2 separate regions of the Homo sapiens genome follow, and region 1 is linked to region 2. Evidence: chromatin loops called from intact Hi-C (ENCODE). Cell type or tissue: A673. All regions are shown on one strand.

Region 1 (8,000 bases), 230 kb after region 2:
AGATAATACAGTCCAGACCCTGTAGGACCTGCATTACATGAAGAATAGCGTAACAGTGTCCCTAAGGCTTCTTTCAACCAGACACCTGCCATATATTCAGCCAAGTATTGACAGTCAGCCTCCTGACAGGGTAAGACTTCCAGTCTTTGAGCAGCGAGAACACAGGCAGATGTAATGAGATGTGCCCACCATTTGGTGGCGGGAGGAGGCGCTTTAGTGATTTAGTGAGTGGAGCACATTGCCCCCTTTGAAAACATGAGTTCCATATGCTCAAAACAATGGTGTCAAATAGGTATTGATAAATGGGACTGCCATAGAAAGTTCCACAAGCTAGGTGGCTTAAACAACAGAAATGTATTTTCTCACAGTTCTCACATTTCCAGGGGCTAAGGTGGGTTCCTTTGGAAGGCTGTGAGGGAAGATCTGTTTCATGTGTCTCTACTGGGGATGGTTCTGGTGGTTTGCTGGCAATCTGTGGAATTACTTGGTTTGCAGGCATAGCACTCTGATGTCTGTCTCCATCTTCTTATGGTTTTCCTGCCTGTGTGTCTCCATGTCTAAATTTCCCCCTTTGTATAAGAACACCAGTCATGGTGGATTAGAGCACATCCTAATGACCTCATCTTAACTAATTACATTTGCAATAACTGTTTACGAACAGGGTCCCATTCTAAGAAACTGCAGGTTAAAACTTCAGCCTATGATTTCAGGGAAGACACAATTTAACTCATAACAATTAGCTTCTCTTAACAATGAGTAAAGCTGAAATATGATTGGCTGGTGATACAAATATAAACATCTATATACATATATAAACATATACTGACACGCACATGGGCACGTGTGTGAGACCTCAAGATTCCTGGGTCAGAGAAGCACAGAAGCCCATGTTTGTTTTCATACAAGAAACAGCAGCCAGAGTGGCATCTTGCCCAGGTTCCCCAGTCCTCATGCCCACAGGATGACACAATGAGGGCAGGATGTTAGCTGCACACAAAGGGGTGCATATAACCCAGGAGAAGAACCACCAAGTTAGGAGACTGAGTGATGTGGGTTCTGCTTGAATATCTGCCCATTCTACCCTCTGGAGAGAAAGATTTCAAAATATCCCAAAATGCCAGTAATTCTCCTCTAGAGAAGAAAAAGGCATCCCTTGACTCCTAACCCTGAACTGTAAGAAAATGTCTCTAGAGAGAGGGAGAAGAGGGCTTTATCTTTACTACCCTGGGACTTCTCCAGGGAGAAAAAGTTGCCACATCTCTCCAGAAGGATACATTATCTGTAGCTTCCAATGCTATTGACTATGAAAACATGCCTTTGGGTCAGAAACACAAGAAATCCAATGAGAATTTGTCTCCCAACAGTTTATCAGAAGGGCTAAATTATAAAGTTGGTCATATTGATAACTAGGATTATGTCCCTATTGAATTTTAGATACAATCTTTAAATATGTTTAAGAATTTTATTTATTGTACTTGAGTAGCTTATTTGTGTATCTGTCTCTTCACTAGATGATAAACTTCATGAGATTCTAGACTGGGAATTCTATTTTAACATTGTCAGTGCTTAGCAGAGCACTCGGTAGCTCATAAGCATTCAGTAAACTATTGTTTCATTAATATATAAAACAAAACTCCTCATATATTTTGCTCTATAGCTTATGTGCATTCATTGTCATCTTTTGACTTTTTCTAACTTGGGATGTTAAAATGTAATAATTTATCCATCATTTGTCTTCCTTCAATGGCTTTATCACTGCACTGATTCAAATATCCCTAAGACTTTTTAATCTTCAGGTTTCTTTATTTTTCTTCATACATCAGCTTTGTCTCTTTATCTTCTCTTTGTTCCTCTTTAATCTCCTAAACCATTCATGTTATTATTACAAATGTTCCATGTGTTTAAAATTAAGTGAATTATTTTTTATTGGAGAAATGCTATTTTTCAAAATCCAATTAACCTGCTCATTTAAATAGCTTCTGCATATGAAGAGGTTTTTTTCCACATTAGAAAAAAAAGAACTTTTATTTCAACTCTTTCACAAGTTTTAAATAACACCTTGAGATGAATTTTGAGATAATCTCATTTTTATTCATATTTTGGCCATTAAAGTATCCCTGAATTATAATCTCAAATAATATTTCATGTACATGGAAGTCTATGTGGAAGTGACTGTCACTTGTTGACAAAATAAATAGTTGTTAGACTCAGCTGCCTGGGCTGACCACTGACCCATTTTCCAGACGACAGCCTGCCCCTGCTGACTTTCTTCATACTGCCAAGGTGTACTGCATGGAGACACAAGGAATAGAGAGACCACACTCACCTCCTGCAGATACAACTCCAAAGTGCTAAGACTCTAATATCTTTAATAATGTTCTCTCTTTATTTCAGGTTTTGGACTTGGAGCCTTTAAAAGACCTAAACATTTTTCACTGTAATATAATGCCCTGTGTTTCTAACAAACCTAAAAACAAAACCGAAGCCACTGATGGCACATAGAGTGACTTATAAGCTAACCAAAAGATAAATAAAAGTAAAAGTGAAAGGCTTACAAGAGATAATATAGTTGCAGATTTTTGCCAATTGCCTCAAATTCAAGGCATATATATGAAGGAAGAAATAAATTAAAAGGATACATTTAATTGTTGTGGGTTCAATTTAATAAGCTTTTGTTTTACAGTTATTCACTTAGTTTTCTTGAAAACGTTGTATTAGTTTAAGCATGGAACAGATTTTTATCTCCGGCCTGTAGTCAGAGAAGGACAAAGTAGACTCTCTCCTGTACATGGTTGACAATCCTATGTTTTAATTTTTAATTGATATATAATAATTGTACATATTTATGGAGCACATGTGATATTTAGATATATGTATATGCTGTGTAATGATTAAATCAGGGTAATTGGGATATCCATCTCCTGAAACATTTATCATTTCTTTGTGTTAGGACATTAAAAATCCTCTCCTCTAGCTATTTTGAAATATATAATACATTATTGTTAACAATGGTCGTCCTATTGTGCTATAGAAGGAACCTATTCCTCCTATCTAACTGTAATTTTATACACATTAACCAACCCCTCCCTATTGTTACAGTCTCGCCAATGCTCCACAATGTAGCAGTCTCTCATTGCCTGAGTTAGACCCAGAGTTCTTTGTCTCATGACCAAGAAAGTTAAGGAGCACAAACACCAAGGGCGAGGTTGGAGTAAAAGTTTAACAAGGAAAAAAAGAAAGTTTTCTGCTGTTAAGAGGGGACCCAGAAGAGGGTTACCATTTTTACTGTTCAATGCAAAGGCTTTTATAAGAAACTGATGAGGCCTGGACATCTCATTTGCATAAGATGTGAACTTCTGATAGCTCCACCCTGTCCTCTTAATACACATGGGGGCCATTAGCTTGAGTTACTGCATATTGCTTTATTCCTTATACTCTTATACTGCATATGTGTCAGGGGATGGAATTTTCCATTGCGGGCATGTCTGGGCAAGCCACCTGTGTAACCTCTCTTATCTGTGCAACTGTGGCCATGTCTTAGGCAAGACCCCCTCTGCAAGCTCCCTTATCTGTGCCTGCAGGCTTTTCTTTTGTTTGAAAGAATTCAACCAAGGACCCACCTTACCTGCCTGCCTGACCTGTTTCTTCCTTTCTCCTCTCTCATATTCACCCCTCCTCACTATCTTTTCCAGCCTCTGGTTACCACTATTCTACTCTCTACTTCTATGGGAAAAGTTGATCATTTTAGCTCTGATTCTAAGACAAAGTTACAGAATAGACCTGGCTTCAACTCTGAAGTATTCCTTGGAGAGGGCCCATGGAATATTGCACTTAACATTAAGAGTCAAATATGCTTCAGTCAAATGGGGAGTTATGATTCCTACCTTTGAGATTCGTTATGGATTTATAGGTAATGTACGTGGCGTAGTACCTACCTACTGCAGTTGCATGTATTTGGTAGTTACTACTAGTTGACCTGCAGGGGGAGTGCACTCGAAGGTTGTACCAATCCCTTGCTCCTTTGTCTTCCAAATAAAATGAGCATGATCAACCTGGTCATTCTCATGCACAGGCAGATAAAGAAGAAAAAACTTCACATGCTGTAGAAATGTATGCCACATGCTACATGCAGGAATACCCTCTTCTGTCCAAAATTTATCCTCCTGATTAGTGAAGTCTCAGTTAAAGAAAAGACTAAGACTTTCATTTTATAGAGACAAGGCTTAGAATATGCCCTCCCTAAGAAAACAATAAGTCAAAGGAGAGTTTGAAATTGGGAGATAGAAGAAAAAAATGGTTATTAGGCAGAGAAAGCCTCAAGCCACCAGTTTACTGACCTTGATAGTTAGTAGGTCATGTGGAGATCATGTAAAATGCTTCTGCAATGAGCAATCAATAGAAAGGGAAACTGATTTTTTAAAGACCATTAAAGCTCTCCTAAAATGTTGTTTATTCTAAGCCAGAAATTTGAAAAAACTAGAATTTTTAAACAAATTAGAGTAAAATAGATTCAAAGTTATTAGATTTCAGTGCCTAGAATATATTTTATGTGGGTCTATATATATAAATACAAATCCATATATATGTGTGTATACATATATGTATACACACACAATCGCACACATCCCCACACAAACACACGCACACAAACATATAGCTGTATCATGATCTAAAGGGCTTATCTTAACCAAGAGGAGAAGTTTTGGAATAATTCGAAATTAGTTTTGGTTGCTGTTGTTTGTTTTGCTTTAAAATACATGAAACTTCAGGAACTGGAGCTACTTTGAAATATGATCTTAAAATGCTGTATACGTTTGTAAAGAGATGATTAACTCTTTCAAAAAAGTTTAAATCCCTCTATTGAGAACATTGGTCCCTTCTGCAAGAACTACTGGCTCCTTCTGAAGGCAGGTACCTTCTTTCCACATCGCCAATGACATGCAGCTAAGTTCACCCATAAGAAAGCGGCATTGATTGGCTGTGGAGTAACTGACTGCTTGACCGAAACCACACAGATGCATCAACCTGCAGCTGCAATGATTTACGTGAAGGAACCCTGGGCTACAGGAAATACACTTGGAAATACTTTTATCTTCTTTCTTAACATTTCTTCAGAGGTGGATTTTTCATGCGGTTAATCAGCTTAATCTTCATTGCACCTCACTTGATGAGCTCTTCTCAAGGCTTTGAATTTAATGTTGAGTTTATCATTTTGGTATTATTTTTGTTAAAAGGAGCTCCCAAATTTGAACAAGTTTCAGATCTCACAAAAACTGGGTCTACCCCTTCATTAATCATAGACTAATCAGTATTTAGTTTAATAGTTCCAAGTATTAAATTTAAAAGACCTTCTCTTACACTTATTTGAAAGTCCATCTATTTACAGTACTCAGCGTTATATGAGTGTACACAGAGGATGAGAGTTTTGGAAATAGATCACATTTGTTGATCTTGAGCAAGTCATTGATTTCTCTGAAAATCTGTCTTCTCAACAGCAAAACTGAAATATCATGGGATAATTTTGAGGATTAAATGTAACTTCCCACAAAGATGAAAGTGATTAATGTTAAAAATTTCCACCCAACTTCCAGTTGAAAATAAGTTCATTGTAGAACTGGATTGACTTACTCCTTCTCAACCTGCTTCTGGTGAAGTTCCCAAGAGAAAACTGAGGGGCAGCAGTGGGGGAGGGGTGCAGAAAAACATGAGAGCAAAAGAATATAAATCACACTAACCGCCACCCCCTCACTTCCAGGTCATGAGGTTCCTAATCCAGCGTTCTATTTCTCTGTTAATATGAAGGCATCAGTAAATTTTGATAACTCTGATTCACAGGTATGTAGGGCACTATTGTGCTTAAAATTAAAAATATATTCCACTGGCTTTGTCCACTCCACCAACACATCTGACATTTCAATCAGTCCAGAAGACAAAGCAGATGACGTACCATGCCATTATACAAAATGAATCCTTGGACCATAAGGCTCAAACCACCGGAGTGACTGAAGTTAACTCTTGTCACATGTTTGTTTTGCCATCAGGCTGATAATAACCTTAAAAGCCATCTTTATATTACCAAAATTAAAAAAGGTGTCTTCAGAAGCATTGGAGTATCTCTTCATGCAAAGTTGGATTCAGAATGCTAAGATAATGGAAAATGAAAAGAAAATGATTATTGTGGTAGATTCTGTGAGTCAGTCTTTGTTCTCTCCCGTAACTCCAAACTCATTTCAAAAAGCATGAAATGCTATCAGTTAATGGAGGCAAGTTAAAGATGGCCATATTATAACTGAAGAAGGGCTGCTAAATGTTTAGATAATAGTCATCAATTTGCCATCATTGGCAGACATCTCCCCTGAGAGTCCTTTCATAAATTCTCCAGCTCAATGCACCCAGAAGAAATCTACTCCTAGGCAGCATTACAGATTGCCAGCTGTGAAGAGCCTGCCCCACCCCTTGTCACAGCTCAGAGAGTTTGCATGACAAAAGAATAATTGAATTGGTAATGCAACAGTACATGACATAGATCACCATTTTGCAACAGGAATGTTCAAGTCATGAATAATGAAGTGATTTCCTCCAGAGTAATTTATGGAACAGGTACATTAGCAAAGCAAGCTCCTGTAGGTGTGAAAATGCACCCACCTCTGACCCAGGGGAGCTCAGTGAGGTCTCTCAGCTCATTTAAATCCCTTTCATTGTGACTTCCGCTTAGAGCAGGTAGCAGGGCAGCAGGTATGACGAAGGGGGGATATTTTTGTTTCATTATATTTTATTTTTTTTAATGCCTTGTGGTATCTTGCCACAAGAGTAAGAGAGAGGTTTTCTAAAGCAGTTTAATATTGAACATCAAGCAGTTGCCAAGGAATCATAACCTCTGATCATTTCTGGCCTCTATTGAGTTTGAGTCGTTACTTCTGGTCACATTACTGAATGCAAACCACTCAACAGTTAGTGCTTCCAACAGGTTAGCTGTCGGGAAACTGATATGTGGGAAAATAAGACTCCATGTTTAGACACTGAAAAAATTATCTTTTCTCATTTACAAAACTCTAAATTATTTATAACAAAGATTTGATTTGAAGAATAAAAGAGTTTGTACTTCTTAAGAAAAAGGTCCTGAGGAATTGCTATTTACTCTTACATCAATAGAGAAACCATCTTAGCAGAGCATTACAACACTGCAAGAAAAGGGGAGAGAATGAGGGAAATGGCATTGTTTTAGGAAGATTTGATTCAACTATTGGAATCAGCGGAGAAGGATACTTCAAAATATGGAAATTTGGCATGATAAGCACTTTAAATTAAAAGAAATTGGGAGGCCTTAGAAGCTGCCTCAGAACCAAAAATTTTCTAACCTTCTCTTGTTTCTCACCCACCGCCCAACCCCCAAGCACACGGAGGGACTGTCTCTGGAATTCCCTAATCTGATAAAGGAAAATTTGTCCCCAAAGAAATGCAATTGCCTTTGCCCCACTGCCTAGGAATCTCATCAAATAACAAGGGAAGATTTATCACCAGAGAAGAGAAGAGGCTAAAAATCATCACCATACCCAGACAGATTTTTTGTCTGTTTTTCTGAGGGCAGCTCTGAGAGATTACCTGAAAGACTTCATTTGCATAATAAGACAAGCTTTGTTCACAGTGAAGTTCTTACCTTCCACGAGATCCCCCAGAGCTCAGAGAAACTTTGTTCCAAGCCATCGTTCTTTGAGCTCAATCATTTGCCCCCCATATTATTTAAACCCCTCTAAATATGGCCTACAGACCTCACATTTAAGCCTCAACCATCTAGCCCCTCTTTGAGTCTCCTTTCTGTGGGACTCCCAAGTGTATATGCACATTAATAAATTTGTTGTGACGTTTTCCCCTATTAATCTGTCTATTGTTAGTCATTTTAGTGAAACTTCAATGGGCAGAGAGGAAGCATTCCCTCTACACTTACATAAGCAAGAAGGTCTAAGAGAAAGCCCACTGGATTCTCTTGCCAACTAGACTGT
Region 2 (8,000 bases):
AAATAAATAGGGTGTTTGAGTCAAGAAACTTGATATTTCTAATCGGTCACTAACTGAATTCAATTTACTTCTTCCTTATTATTTGTCTAAATCACAACCTTTTTCTTTAAGTTACTAGTAAAAGCAGTATTTATTCTTACAAAATTAAGTTATAGATGCACAGTTTTACAGATATGTTATCTTTTTTTCATTTCTTCACTTTAAATATTGCCCTGGGTTTCTCTTTCTGTACATTAGTAGAAAGTTGACTTTATTTAGAAATTATAATTATTATCTCATTTCTTTGGGTCTGGAATTAGAATTGCTTGCATTGGTCTTCAGTCTCTGTCTTTTTCTGTGTTTTTTTTCAAGATTGCCACTGCTTCAGACCTGTTGTGGCCTCATTAAGTTTCTTTTCAACAGGCCTAAGATAGTTCCCACACATCTGAGCTTTTAACATCCCCAAGAATTATTTCTCTTAATGCTCAGCCTTAAGAAACACTGACTGACTTAGGGTAATTTCCTGTAAATTTTTTTTTTTAACATCACGCTTTTTTAAAAAACCATGTTGAATCTTGCTTCTTTCTCTCTAGTTCTCTCCAGTACTTCCCCTGGTAATTTATCCACATAACACATAAGTGCATGTGCCCTTCAAGTTTTAGTGTTAATGATCCCCTTCCTGAAGAAGCCTTCCCTGAACTACTCATTTGAATTAGATTCCCCTATCGTTTACCTGTCCTCATCCTTATGCTCAGTTGAGAGCCTTATTTAACACTGACTTTCCTGAGGAAAAAACTGTATCTCTATCTGTATATCTATATCAAGATAGATGATAGAGACATATAGATAGATGCCAGCTAGCTAAATATGTAGCTAATAGATAGATAGATAGGGTAGATAGATGAATAATGAATAGAGACAATAGATAGATGATAGATAGATAGATGACAGATGGATAGACATAGACAGATATAGATAGATAGATGGTTATAGATAAATGGATAGATAGATGATAGGTGAATAGATAGATGATAGATAGATAGATAGATAGATAGATAGATAGATAGACAGACAGATAGATAATAGATAGATAGATAGATACATAGAAGATAAGTAAATAGATAATCTTTAACCAACCAGGGCTGAATACAGGGTTTGATGCAGAATAAATATTCAATGAACATTGATGTAAAAAAAATTGACTCAATGAAAAACAATTCATTAGACATTAAAGTACAGGTGTCCTCCAGGGTAGTCAGTATTAGTAGGACAAGTTTGCTCTTATTTTCTGCTAGAGTTACACTTAAAATTCTCAGACTGACATTTTAGCATATTTGGCTAGCCCTCATCAATTTGACCTCATGCATAATTACAGATCATACATATAGTCTAAGAAGGAAAAAATAAAACACCACTTAGTAAAGTGGAAGGAAACCAACTCTCATTGTTTAACTTTCAGGAAACACTTTTTGGAACACCAGATAATTAAAATAATAATAAGACCATAGAATCCTATCCACTGATCCTACTTCAGACTTCTGACACTCTCAAAAATCTACATAATTGAAGCTGGGCATAGAGGAGTTGTCCTCACAAAGACTGTGCCCCACATTGTGAAGACAGTGTTCCATTTGGCTCCCACACAATGTGTGGACTTTAAAATTATACTGTATCATTTATTATTGGTTAGCATGCATTTATTCTGGTGCCAGAGAAACCTTAAAATTACTACTTTTGTAGTAAGTTTGCATTGACTATAATAAAAAGAAAGGAAAATTGACCAACTGAGAAATATTTGCAACACAAATAGCATGCAAGTCTAACTAGGAATAAGAAGGCAAGGAAATTAGCAAGAGAACTTGACAAATTGTCAATAAATATATTTAAAAATGCAAACTCATTTATTTAAAAATTAAATAATCAAATAATAAATACTAAATATTATTTATTATTCATTATTAAAATAAATAACACATGATATATAACATGGATGAGTTATTTATTATTGAATAAATAATTTATTAATAAATGATAAATAATAATTAATATTTTATAATTTGGATAAATTATTTGTTATTGGATGGATTGGTTATTTATCAGTACAACAAATGATAAATAAATAATAATAATTTAATATTTCTTATAATTTTGCCAAACTTTAAAGGAAAGTAGAAATTTGGTATAGTCAATGGAAAGACATTCTTGTTTATTATTGGGCTGGGTACATTGTTACAAATTTTCTAAAGGACAGTTTGCAAATCTCAGCCCCTTAAAATGCCCATTCCCTGCTTTCTGTACACATAGAGATATTCAGGAGGTTTACCAAAACAATTATAAAACATTAAGCCTATGAAATGTGATTGTTAACCAAATAATTATTGGATAAATGGAAGAAGCATGCTGTCATAAATAGATAGTTCAGTAATAAATCAACTCATTTATAAAAGGTGTGTTTATTCTTTGAGGAGAAAATATTTATGACACATATTTTCAAGAAAGAATAGACTTTTAAGTTGATAACACACATTCAATGTTAACAGTCACTTGCTGCAAAATAATAATAACAATAATTTTGTCTGATGGTTTTGTAATTAGTATTTAGCCCAACACCAGAATATGATATCTGGACTTCCCCATTCAGTACAAAGTACTTTCCAGGGCACCAAAGTGATCCCCTTACGTCTGGGTTCAGTCACATGTCTAATTAAACAACTCAAATTTTCTATCCTCATCACTTAAAAGAAAAACATAATTCTACTGTGATCTATCAATTACTTAAAAATGATCAGATAAGTTTGTTCTTCCCAGAATTTTAAAATTTGTGCATTTCCATCAGAGATTGAATTAAAACAAAGGAAAGTCATGTTTATAAAACTGTATGTGCATGAAAGGACATTTTATAATTTTCTCCAAAGGCATTCATTATGCTAATCCCATTTATATTACAACTGTGCTCTGATACCTGATGAAAGGATATTATTTACTTATCTGGCTTGATAAAATAATAATATTGAGATGAAAGTGCAATTAAACTAAAATTCAGTAAGACTATCTACTGTGTACCTTTTAAAAATTCATATAAGAAACAAGATACACTTCATTTCATTTCTGAATTATAACTTTGAGATATGGTAAAATAGCTAAATAATACCTAATCAAGAAATTTGACCTTCATCCTCTCCCTGCTTACATGTATAATCCATAATAAACTTGCTTTCTTTTTAATTCAGTCAAAATGGACAACCTGAAACTCTAACAAGCTCTTGACCTGTGTTGGCCCTTCCTGCATTTTCATGGAAGGATGATGCAATTCATTATTTCCACTGATACGTTCAGAGCTCTTGGCCAGCATCTTTGCTATTCATTTATTCAATCTATAGTAATCTGTGCTTAATAGAGTGCTGGAGCATGTCAGGATGAACAATTAAATATGATTGTTGTCATTGACAACCAGCAGTTATTGCTAAAAATGTTCCAGGCAGGAATGTGAGCATTGAGGTGTTTATTTTAAGTAAAGGAGAAGTTTAAATGAAGTATCTTTTCTAGATAATGACAATTAAACTCTATCATTCAAATAGTGCATTTCTCCTTCCATCTATAGAAATCATAACAGAGTTTCTTTTTTGCTTTCCATACTCCCTGGCGCAGGCAATTAATTCTTTAACTGGTCAGACTTTTGACTAAGAGTGCGATCTCTGATTATATGACTTGTTTGTTGGAGCAAGATGGGGTTCAGGTAGGGGGCAATCATCCCTGAATACGGCAAAAGGGGACATGCTCTTGAAATGGATTAAAAGAACAAATGATGACCCCTATGTAAGCAGAGAGAGAGAGAGAGAGAATCATTTAATAATTTGAATGAGAAAATAAAATGAGATTGTCAGAATTTCCACAACAAAAAGAAAAATATCTCCCATAAATGTCCCTTTTTGCCTCAATGATGTATCTAAAATGGGTGTGATATTATCAGTTCTCATAGTCAACATCCGCTGTGCGTGGGTTTGTGTGCACATAGGGTCAAAGGAGACGGTATCTGGTGAACAAACAGCTGGTATAACTAAGTAAATAAATGCCCTTTGGTGAAATCATTGAAGCTGATGAAAAGTGTAGTTGTGCTTTCCCTAATCCCTACAATAGGAGTACTAATTAAATTTCCCAACATGGAGATAGACATGTTTCAAGACGGAAATTTCTCAAGGATGACTCAAGAGCAATATCCTGGAGGAATTTGCATGGGGTGGATATAAGTATCTCATTGTTTTTAGAAAAGAAAAAAAGTGTGGCCACACAGAGGGGCTGTTGAGTTTTCACTGATACTGCAGAGATGGCCATGCAAGGGGCAGGCCACAAACTGGGCTTGGCCACAAAAGTGCACTGAAGCCCAAAGAGTAAACAGAGAGAACAAGGCTGAGCAAGGAAAGGGAGAGAGAACGTGTCTCCTCATCCCCACTGTCCCAAATCCTTGATGAGATGGGATGTCACATTCAGGAGATAAATGTCAAATCTCTGATTGGGTCACATAAGAGGTCACCCTCCAGCATTATTTAACTGTTTGGTATTTTATCTGTGATCACACAGCAAGCCCAGCCCTTTTGCTTATCTTTTTTGATTTCTCTCTTCCTCCCCCTCCTCTTCTCTGGTAAAAGGTCCTTCAAATATGACAGTTTGTCAGAGGGCTCATCATAATTTAATAAGAGTGAACATGCAGGTGAGAGAAGGCCCAGCAAGCTTTGGGACTCCTGTGTGCTGTAGCTTGATTTAGCAGAGATCAGTATGATCATCACGTGTGGCTCCATTTGCTTCATGTGTCTTTCTTTGCTGGCTGTCTCACCTGGAAAAGAGGTGGTTACAGTTTGGTACAAGATTCTGGCCTTTCTGAGTTCTCTGCTATAATGCCCTGAAATGGTAGCACACATGCTACACTTCTTCTAACACTGGTCATTCCTCTTCAGAAACCTCTTTTAGCCTCTCCCAACCAACACAAAGAGGCAGAAAGACTCAGAGATGATGCTTTCCTGGATCTGTGTCATAATGCATCTTCCCAGCAGTCCACTCTGTTAAAGGTTGAGGAAAAGCATTGCTTGTGTTCCATTACACAGTTGATGAATGGTTAGAGAAGTGCCTGAGCCACTCTTATTTCCTTAATCACTTCTAGGTCTCTCATCCAGGATTTTTTCTGCGTAATTCTTCAAATTAATTGCATTTCAGCCTACCTAAGCGTACCAGTAGTTGAATTATCAACAACCTATTAGTAACTGCCTAGCAACTGAATAGGTATACTAGACTTTTATTTTCTTGGCTGTGCAATATTTCTTTGAAATTTTGATCCCCATCCTAACCCACCAAACCCGGAGAGCAAATCCTAGAAACTGGTGAATAGACTTGCATTCACACTTCTCCCACGTTTTGTCTTTCTATGCTGAAGGAAGAGATGGAGGTGATTTTAATCTATCTTCAAATAGCAAAGTAGTTGCATACTTTACACTCCCTTCCACACACACATACTCATACACACACACAATCCCTTATTCAATTAATCCACATTTATCACATCTTTTTTTGAGGATCAGATCAATGACTAGAACTGTACACAGTCATTCATTTGCACAGGTCTCATGGTTCCTGTCAGTGATAATTGATCAATGGCTGAGACCAGAAGCCCCAGTTCCCACTACCAGGAAGAGGCTTCATTCTGCTTGGAACTCTTATTTGCCACTATCGTTGCACTTCCTTAAAAAGTACCTTTCTTCGAGGCTGGGCAAGGTGGCTCATACCTGTAATCCCAGCATTTTGGGAAGCTGAGTCAGGCAGATCACCTGAGGTCAGGAGTTCGAGACCAGCCTGGCAAATACGGTGAAACCCCGTCTCTACTAAAAATACAAAAATTAGCCAGGCGTAGTGGTGGGCACCTGTAGTGCGAGCTACTCAGGAGGCTGAGGCAGGAGAATTGCTTGAACCTGGGAGGCAGAGGTTGCAGTGAGCTGAGGTTGTACCACTGCACTCCAGCCTAGACAACACAGAGAGACTCTGTCCCCGTCTGCCAAAAAAAAAGTACCTTTCTCTTCTTCTGAAATAAATTATAAAGATTTTTAGGGAAGGGAAAGTACTTTGTTTTTAATACTACCCTTAAAATGCTTTGTGTATAGGAGCTGTGGAAAATATTTGTTGAATAAATGATTGACAGATTACAAATCATGTAAGTATAGGCAACTATCAATTACCTCAAGGCTGATTACCCCATACTTAGAATTTCTATTGACATTTTTATATACTTTCATTCCAAAGCTTATTTTTATTATTTCATGTATAGAATAGTAATTTATATGTGGAAGAAAATCCATAAAGAGTTTTAATTGGTTGTTTACCAGTTTTCTTCAAAAATGTATTCTCTCATGTATTCTATGGAATACTACTTGACTGGCAAGGGAAAATCTTTTAAAGTAAAATAGTAAATTAAATCATGGAACTAATGGACCACGAAAACTATAAAAAAATAAATAAATAGATGAAATAGTTAAAATAGTAGAAATAAAATTGAGAGAGAGAGAGCTCTATTTTGACATGAGCTTTGCATTAATCTTTGAGAAAACTTGCCATTTCTAAAGTAAAATAATTCAAAGAAGTGAGGTTGAGGAAGGAGAAGGAAGTTTTATATAATGAAGTTAAGTTTAAACTTAGACTCCTTTAAAAAATAAATGTTTGAAATTCTCAGGATCTCTCACACATGTTAATTAATAACTGCCAAACATATCCCTAAATCAAAAAGAAAGAATTGATTCCCCTTCTGAATACCAGGATTCCCCGCTAGCTGGCCAGCAGAAACAAAACCGTGTACTTTCTACACTGTCAGCGGTCTTTCCTGAATCACTGCCTTGCCTGGAAAGGTTCAGCAGGAGGTATGATAAGTGAAACGATCAGGACCACCAAACAAGACAGAGACTCCACACCAGAGAGAAGGCCTAGAGTTACCCACATAAGAAGAAGTTCTTGCTAAGAAAAGCACCTGTGTGCATACGTAGACTCATCTCCTAAGTGCAGGATGGACTTGTCTGCTGTAGAATTATTTTGGTGGCAGCTTTTAAGTTACAGTATTCCAGGGTGCATTTGCATTTTAGTTTCAGCGTGTTTGCTTATCTCTAACCACAAGATTATGCGCTATAATTGCATGCAAGAGCAGGAGGTGAAATAAGCTTTTAAAATTAGATACACAAATTTGTATGTGTCAGGACCCCAGCCTAAAACACATGGCATGCTCAGTTAGTTGGAATTTTTCAAAGAAGCTTCTTAATGAGGGGAGTGTTTACCAAGGCGTGGTAAGAGGTAACAACCTACAAGGGATATGTAGACACCTAGGGACTAGCAAGGGTGAAGAGCCTTTGCCACTCCTAGGCCTGGTGGAACAAATGGAGGCATTGGTGTTACTGGAGCTTAGTTAAGAGCTGGACATGGAAAAAGGTGGCCCTCAGGGCCATAGTGCCAGTGCTGCAGACACTGTCAGACCTGAACTCAAGCTGGGGTGGGGTGGGAGGAATAAATGCTCTAATCTTTCTACTTTTCATCCTCTGATCTCCCTCTGATGCTTTTTACTAGCAAAATTGAAACTGGGGAGGGAATGCAGTTGATGCCCCCTATGGAAATCAGCCTTCTGGACACAGAAGAGAATAAGCTGGAGAATAAAAATGCAAGGCAAATGCTGAGTAACCCACACTACAGGGAGGGAGGCATTTATCTCATTAAATATTATACAGAAACCCGAAGTTACACTCGCTGTACACTTTCAGCATTTTCCTCTTGAAAGATAAGTTGAGACCTGAATTCAAGTTTTGAATCTGCTGAGTTTGTTAAAAGCCGTTGAAATAGTCCTTTCAACCCTCTATCCCTTAATCCACATAATATTTTTACTTACCTTTTTTATGTAAAAGAGTTTGTTTAGATATATATGATAATAGTTTTAATAAACTGTGCCCTCTTCAGGGTAGGACACAGTATACATTCAGGACTTCCTAATGGTCTTTTGAATA

Evidence for each region. Peaks named below come from ENCODE experiments on the same cell type or tissue, not always from the same donor. Only the 100,000 strongest peaks of a DNase experiment are listed, where the experiment ranks them.
Region 1: it touches region 2 in a loop (4-fold over the local background); 2 of 110 quality-filtered maps call a loop at or near these places.

Annotation. Positions count from the first base shown.
Region 1 is chr2:122,515,530-122,523,529 of GRCh38, reverse strand. No RefSeq gene overlaps it. Among named protein-coding and RNA genes, the nearest start is that of LINC01826, 550 kb to the left of the region's middle. RefSeq lists enhancers at 3,246-3,746, 6,155-7,081. In A673, a CTCF peak has its summit at 3,973 (motif pointing right); a DNase peak (open chromatin) is centred at 6,459; H3K27ac peaks cover 1,957 bases.
Region 2 is chr2:122,744,925-122,752,924 of GRCh38, reverse strand. No RefSeq gene overlaps it. Among named protein-coding and RNA genes, the nearest start is that of LINC01826, 320 kb to the left of the region's middle. In A673, a CTCF peak has its summit at 4,282; a DNase peak (open chromatin) is centred at 4,144; H3K27ac peaks cover 3,022 bases.